Linked DNA regions of Homo sapiens: region 1 is linked to region 2. A link is a contact called in ENCODE Hi-C data. All regions are on one chromosome and are shown on one strand. The core of a region is the stretch at or near the end of the contact, and the rest is flanking DNA. Distances in the headings are between cores, read along the strand shown.

Region 1 (3,792 bases), core at 1,165-3,664, 540 kb after region 2:
TCCTGGAAGTCAGGCTACACACATCCCCCCGCTTGCCTGGGGTCAGGAAGTTATTGTACTGCACGGCTCTTTGGCCCTCTATTTTTAATGTGCTAGGGATCCTTTTGTACTCTAGAGCTAAATAAAATATCCATTATGCTTTGGTTATGTTGTTTATTCATAATTTATTACCACTGCCTGCTTCCAAAAAAGGAATCTGAAGTTATACGATAGATACAATCTTGCCTCATTGTTATTTGTAGTCATCTTTATACGAAATATGAAAAAATCTTTAACAATATTGTCTTTTTACCTACATAAGGGCAGTCAGAAATTGATAACCAGAGTTAGATAGAAGTTTAAAATGACTCAACTATGTAAGTATGTCATGATGTATAGTGAACTTCTGGAAAATGTCTAATAGCTATAAATAATGTAAAGTCATCAATGTAAGGGTATTGGTAAAGAGAGCCTAATTCTCCTGGATGGATGGAAAGGACACCTCTCCCCAGATACCAGTTAGTAGACAGCTTTAAAAGCCAGGGGTCTGAAGGCCATTCTCCCTCAGACCTACCCGGTGTGGTTTGGAGCTCAAAACAGTGAAACTCCTGGTGTGTGATGTGAGCAAATCATGTTGCCAGAGGGCACATTGCTATTGATTAAACTTGTACAGGGGCTTGTCAGCGTAGATGTACCAAGGCTTGTGAAGTGGGGGAGGGGACACTTGGCACTTTTGATAGTGTGAAAATGGGTTAATTATTCTCTAAAAGGGCTTCATTTAAAAGTAAAATTCTAACATTTTAATTTCCCCTCCTAATGAAGCACTACAAATTTGTTAATTAGAGCAATTGTTTGAGTGACAGGCATGTAACCAAGTTGTCATTTTCTCTTCACAGTTGACAGATCCTTTCAGACCTATGTTAAGGGTAAGAAAGCTTCTTATAGAACTGTTTTGCAACCTCTATTTGACTCCCTGTGGGTTAAAAATACAAGTCTATTACAAGGAAATAAGCCATAGAAATGTTGGAATAAGACATTGGAATGACGGTGATTGGGTTTTTCAGATAGTGTGATTGAAAATGGCCTAAACTGTTTTGCTTTGACCGTTGGAGGCCATTGGCTTTTTTTTTTTATCTCTACAACAGAGAAAAGTCAACGAGTCCGATCTCTTGTTAGCAGTTCTGGTAAAAGGTTTGACTAGTTGGAACTTAAGGGGAAAGACTGAAGCTATAGGCTGAAGTTAGTCTCTCTTGCACTTAGAAAATATGTAGCTGGGTCCATTTATTTTGGCTGGTGGCTCCCTCTTTCTGTAGTAAGTGACATTGACTTGCCATAGCCGTTTGACCTCCTTTTAAGGTGCAGGAAGGAGGTACTATAAGCATCTGGTTTGTTAACATCTTGCTTAAAGCAAATTGTTCTCGAGGTCTGGAGACTGGCCAGTGTGATGACCTCTAAATGAATCCTGGTGGTTGGGGGTAAGACAGACATGATGAATTGTTGGACAGAAGATGGATGGACAGCAGATTTCTTGCTATGCATAACTCATTTCTAGGGCACATAATCAGATAATTTGATTTCTCCAGGGGAAAAAGGAGAATTGTGTCATCACTTAGGTGAGGCAGTATATTATTTGTGATTTCAAACTACCCATAATTTCATTGCAAGAGAAGAGAACTGACCCAGACTTGCATTTAAGTATATATTTTCGGAACTAACTCCATACTGTAGAAACCAGAAGCTTCTGTTCTTCGCCGATGTAGAATGAGGCTGTGTTTTCTTCTCATCTGTCCAGTAGTCACTGAGCGCGCACGCCGAGCTTATGGGTAGATTACTTAGCAGAAATGAAGTGAAAAGGTGGTCCCTGCCCGCTGACTGGTAGAAGAGAATACACTCACAGCACTCCACTCCTTATAAAGCAAGACATGAAATAATTGGGGAGATGTGGATTCAAATTCAACCCCAGAGGGTGGAGGATGGACTTGAGATCTGCAGAGGCCTAGATAGAGAACAGGAAGGAAGGAATATTCTTCTCTTTGTTTCTTTCTTTAAACTTAGGAACAGCGCCCACCAACACGAATGGGTAGTTGACTCTTAGCATTTACGGTAACTGGGCTTCAATCAAAATGTGAATTTCTTTGTACCACTTTGGGGGTTAAAATAAAAACCACCACGGTCTTGGGGGAGGTTAGGACAGGTTCTGTACCCTCTCTTATTTTGATTTGACTCACAGACATTCACTAATGAGCTCTTCTGAACAGCTGATTTGCATTATAGCATGGCAACATTTGTTAAGTAGGGCTTCCCACTCTACCAGGTCTGCCAGCTGGCAGCAGAAAAGAAAGAGAAGAGGCACAGAGTGGGATTCAGGCTTTTGCCGTCTTGTCCTTGGTAACCGGGGAGGCCCTTGTCAATGTGGTTTTCTGAGTAGCAAACCCACGTGGGGAGAGAGGGGGAGCTGGCTGTGACTCCCTTATGACTGGGCGCTGGAGAGCTACTGATGGAAGGCACTTGGAGAGTACAAAGCACTCTTGTTTCACGAAAAAAGCCTCTGCAGCCAAAATCTGCTGAAAGCTTTGGGGAAATTGAAGGTGGTTTTCTCTGAAATGTCTTCCTCCTAACCACGTTGCTCTTTCTTGTTCCAGAAACCAGGGAAGTGGTGTGCTATGCATGTTCACATCGCCTGGCAGATTTACCACCACCAACAGAAAGTCAAGGTCAGTCCGACCTTCGTGGTGTAGGGAAGAATGGGATGCACATGTGAGTGTGTGACGTGCTCGGGAGAACCTGATGAAGGAGGCATTTAAAACACATTTTACAGACCCATAGTTAGGAAGGATCAAGCCTCTCTTGGAAAAGCTACTCAGAAGTCTTACTTATTTTTTCCTAGAGTCAGGGTCTCACTCTGTTGCCCAGGCTGGAGTACAAGGGGACAATCATAGCTCACCACAGCCTTGAATTCCTGGGCTCATGTGATCCTCCCACCTCAGTCTCCCAAGCAGCTGGGACTTTAGGCATATACCACCATACTTGGCTAATTTCTTGATTGTTGTTTTTGTAGAGATAGATAGGGGTCTCACTGTGTTGCCCAGGCTGGTCTCAGACTCCTGGCCCCAAGCAGTTCTCCCACCTGAGCCTCCCAAGTAGCTGGGATTACAGTGCAAGTCACAGCAGCCAGCTCAGAAATCTTACTGTTAATTAGGGAAACCACTAGTGAAATTACAAAACAAAAGCAAACTGATAATGCCCCAGGGTTTTGTTCCCTTTATAATTTTGTCATTTTATTGATCCAAAGGTCTTGAATATGGATTAAATGCTAAAATAAAGCTTTTGGAAATAAAATTATAGTGACCAAGAATTAGAATACAGAAAATACTCTGCATCTGGGAAGAGCTACAAATGAATGTTGGGTTTGGGTTTTTGTAAAAATAGTGACTGGTGCATTCTTTTCATTTTATGGCTGTGGGAAAATGGTAGAGTCATGTGTGCCCTATATGAAGATGATGCCGCTGAACTGTCATTGGTCCTCCTGATGGTCAGTGCCAGGGATTGGAATACAGTCAGTACTTGCAGGAGCCACGTTCTGGCTAGTTACCTCGCTGTCCAAAGACGATTTTTCCTTTTTGTCTATATTTTCATCATAGGGATGAACATATTCCATGTTCTGCTAGAGCCTTTATGACTCAGTAGGGGAGAGATCAAGAACTTCTGCAAGTCCCTGGATACAGCATCAGCGCTTGGCTTAGGGAACAAAGTAACTGACAAGTCTGTATTTTACAGTCTGGGTATTTATAGGCTATGTTACGATGCCTGCAA
Region 2 (4,128 bases), core at 759-3,258:
TGAATTTAATTTATAGTTTTGTTGTTTTCTTTTGGGTATTCAAAAATATAATTTCATTTGTTTATATCTCTAATGAGATAGTACAGTATTTGTGATTCTTCTAGTGTGATGGCATGTACAGTTTCATTGGTGAGTATATGTGACCTACTGTGCCAGGTGGAAATGGAGTGAATGAACATTTTGGGGGGAACTAAAAAGCAATTTTCAACCTTTTTGATAAGCTAGGTTAATACTGTCTTCTCAATAAAAAGTACTTTTTCTTCCTCTTATAATGTTCATGGTCTTCATCTGTATGTGTATATTGCCGATTTAGGAACTAAAGCCGAAATGGATCTCAGACTATTTCCCACAGACTGGTAGCTGTATCCCCTCTGTCAGCAAGTATTTGATATCTTCAGTGAAAATTGTTTCTTTTTCCACTTTTAGCTTCTGTTTAGTTTTACAAGTCTAAACAATTTTTGGCAAGTGCTAGGGGCTCACCTGATGCACTTTTTAATGCATTCCACTCCTCGTTGTTATTTTCTCTGTCCAGTACACATGGTGCTCCTTCCCCCTCATTGCCATCCCACTTTGGCAGAAAGCATTATGGATGCTGTGTATGTAGACTCATCACCCAAGCCAGCATGCATGGGAGAGGGGGCCTCTAGAATAATAATTGTTACTTGGTGTTCTCTGTACTACTCTGTTTAATCTCCCTGCTTACCACTTACTGCCTTCGTAAAGTAAGCTCAATACAATTATTTATTGCAATTTGTGTAGAATGTCAGATGTGGAACAGACTTTGCACACTCATCAGATCCAGCCCCTTTGTTATTTAGATACAAAGACTGAGCCCTCAGAGAGGAGTCTTGCACTAGACTCTAGACCTCCCTTGGGCAGGGGACTTTCTTGTTCACTGTTGATTCCTGCTTGTCTAATACAGTGTCTCCATGTAATAGGTGCTCAATAAAAAATATTGCATTTTTCAAAGTCTCATATGTAAGTAGTGATGGCAGGGCCAGAACTTGAACCTTGCATCTCCTAGTTATTTGTTCATTGTCACTGCCACAATTATCTCATTGTAGTTTAAAGAGAGTCAGCTTCCAGTCTTTTAAAATACAATTACCTTTAATTCATCTGTGGTAAACAAACAGCAGCTGTCTCTCATTGGCATGGCCGCAGTTCCACCACTGAGCAATTCTAGAAACTGACACTATTAACCATTCTGCTAAAAAGGACTCTTCTACTCATATGATATCCTGGCTGTGTCCAAAGTGTAATATTTAATTGCATTTTCTTAATCTTTACCACTGTATTGCTAAGCTTTCTAATACCTTCAAAATACCAAATCTCAGGCTTATCCTAATTAAAGAATCTCAATTTAATCCATAATGCATGACAATTCAATTTGTTGATTGCTTTTTCTCCCCCTCTTTGTGAAATTCCCGTCAAATGTATTAATTCAACATGATGAATCCTGTATTCAACCCACTGGAGTGAATAATTAAAATTAGCTGATAAAACTTTCAGCAGAATTACTTTGTGAAATTGCTGAACAGATGTGTCATTTTAATGAAAATCCACAGACAAGCTCCTTCTCCCCCTCGGCAGGATAAAAATATTATCCCCTCGGCACATACTTAATTTGGTGGTAAATACACTCGGAGCGATTGCTGGAAGGGAAGAAAAAGCAACTTGTCACACTTAGTAACTTGATTTTTCCCCAGCATGCAGTAACAGCTATCTACAGTAATTCATAGTGCTCTATTGTTGCTGCAAGTCCCAAAGAGAACTTATTAAAATGCAATAATCTCCTATTTAAACAGAAACAATAACCATTAAATTTCCTGTGGATCCAAAATTGAGCACAAGCCCCATCTGGTAAGAGTGATTAGAGGCCTGATGAGGGAATTTAATTTGCAACATTCAAAGACTAAATCTGAGCAGATCTTGTCACCTGGGACTCGAGTGCTGCTTGCTGTCTTCTTAAAAATCTCGACCTAAACTGAAAATGGAATGTAGAAGTGAAAATGTTACCCAGGGGCCACCCCCAACAGTATTGTGTTTCATTATGTCTCCAGCAGGCCTAGTGAGCAGAGGGGATTTTAGTGCTGTCCGCTTTAGCTTTGCCGGCAAGGCCTTTTGACAGGACCAACACTAATGCTGTCATTTCCTCTACTGCCCTGTGCATCTGTCATGTGGCTGCCCCTCTTAGATCGTGGACTGCCTGCTCCCTCCCTTCTTATTTACTTTCCTCTTTTAGCTTAGCAAGTCCTCTCTCTAACTTTAAGAGTTCTCTAGATCTCACCAGTCTCCCTTTCCTGTCCAAGGAGTCAGATGCTTTCAGCAGGCTACTTTGAGCACCACTGTATCATGCTTTACATTTTATGTCTCCTCCTTGCCTATAGACAGTACCCCCTCTGAGTTTATTATTAGTGTTTTTTTTTTAACTGTAGGAGGACTAAGATTTATTGCATGTTATTAGTAAATACAAATTGTCATTTTCCTCCTCTTCTTAGCTTTTCTCTTACAATCCCCCACCTTATTTATATTACTTCTGAGCTCCAGAGAAACAAGATATGCGTGCACTCATCATCAGAGAGATGTGTTTCTGTGTATGTGTGTTTGTGTGTGTGTGTGTACATGCACTTGTTTGTGTGTGGTTATAGGCCTGATCAGACAGATGTCAGTTTATCAATTAGTAGAACTCCCTAATTAAGTATTTGCTTTGAGCAATAGAGCTCTTATTGGTTGTGAGGTAACTTGGCAGGAGGGAGGCAGTTACCGATGTAATAGAGATGCCTGAGCAGATAGTTTCGTTGAGCAGATACTATTTGATGTCCTTTAATCATCAGACTCCTCCACTTTTCCTTCTTCTGGGCTCCTGATTTATCCCTAAACAATCAGAGCCTCTCCTCCATAATTTTATGAACTACAAAATTTACAAAAATGTTTTACAAACCCTCTGCCTCCCCAGTATCTTCTCCAGCCCCCATGTCTTGGGGCAGGCCACATCAGGTCTCTCTGGCTGCTTCCTTTCCCAGGCCCTACTACCTACTCTGGCCCATCATATGTCTTTTGAGAAGATGATTTTTCAGTTCTTTTCTTTAGTTTAGAAAATCAGAATTAATTGATTAATTTTTAACCCCTTCTACCTTTCTCCTCCCCTACCATATGAATTCATGCAGAGCCAGCCCTGCAACCTAATTTTTTTTGTTTTGTTTTTGAGACAGAGTTTCCCTCTTTTTGCCCAGGCTGGAGTGCAATGGTGCGATCTTGGCTCACTGCAACCTCTACCTCCGGAGTTCAAGGGATTCTCCTGCCTAAGCCTCCTGAGTAGCTGAAATTACAGGCACCCACCACCATGCCTGGCTAATTTTGTATTTTTAGTAGAGACAGGGTTTCCCCATGTTGGCCAGGCTGGTCTTGAACTCCTGACCTCAGGTGATCTGCCCACCTGGGACTCCCAAAGTGTTGGGATTACAGGCGTGAGCCACCATACCCGGCCCCTGCAACCTAATTTTTAAGGAGAGGTGGTAAGGTTCATTCCATGAATCATACCACTTGGAATTCTTGAAAAATTAATTGCATTTATTGCACACCTACTCTCTGTAAGGCAATGTACATAAGAATGGAGGAGATACTAAGAAAATTGAGTCCCACTCCTATTGCCGATCGGGAAAGTACGGCATAAGCACATGAATATTTAGAGGTCCTGTGGTTTAAGTAACGGTAGGTAAGGAATCATTGGGCCAGATGGGATCAGTGACTCACTGAATATTATAATCAGAGATGTGAGTGCAGAATAAGGAGGAGATATGACTGGGGACTGGTGTAGTTCTTAGAGGTTGCCTGAGCTGGCTAGCGTGACATTCCTACTAAGCAATGAGCCTAGCAACCAGAATCTCCCAGCCCCGGTAGCCAAGGAGCACAGGTGGTAGGCTATAGAAGGAGATTTAATGCAACACAGCTGGGTTCAATATGGTGCCTCTTTCAGAGCCCTGGCTACAATTGATGTAACCTGGTAACTAGTAGCTTTGACTTTGATGTCAGACACATCTGGTTGTGAATATTCCCTGAACCACTCTTAAGAGTTTCTCAACTCTTTGAGTCTGAGTTTTCTTGATTGTAAAATGGTGTTTGATAATA

Evidence for each region. Hi-C counts contacts between places; a loop is a spot of excess contacts on that map. Pooled maps may share reads with other maps.
Region 1: a loop to region 2 is called in a pooled map, with 2.9 times the contacts of the local background. The contact joins two enhancer-like sites. A Hi-C loop is called at or near these places in 2 of 37 single-sample maps with no recorded cell type and 3 of 50 pooled maps.

What each region holds. Positions count from the first base shown.
Region 1 is chr7:70,774,482-70,778,273 of GRCh38, forward strand. It overlaps AUTS2 (activator of transcription and developmental regulator AUTS2), which reads left to right. Exons shown (of 19, transcript NM_015570.4): 13 at 876-905; 14 at 2,622-2,693. Among named protein-coding and RNA genes, the nearest start is that of GALNT17, 360 kb to the right of the region's middle. Within about 2 kb of position 2,415, at least 5 of the 41 ENCODE cell types and tissues checked have a DNase peak (open chromatin) inside an H3K27ac peak, as active enhancers do.
Region 2 is chr7:70,236,248-70,240,375 of GRCh38, forward strand. The region is part of intron 4 of AUTS2 (activator of transcription and developmental regulator AUTS2); the gene reads left to right. Among named protein-coding and RNA genes, the nearest start is that of AUTS2, 640 kb to the left of the region's middle. RefSeq lists enhancers at 998-2,382, 1,691-1,800, 1,821-1,990, 2,311-2,390. Within about 2 kb of position 2,009, at least 3 of the 41 ENCODE cell types and tissues checked have a DNase peak (open chromatin) inside an H3K27ac peak, as active enhancers do.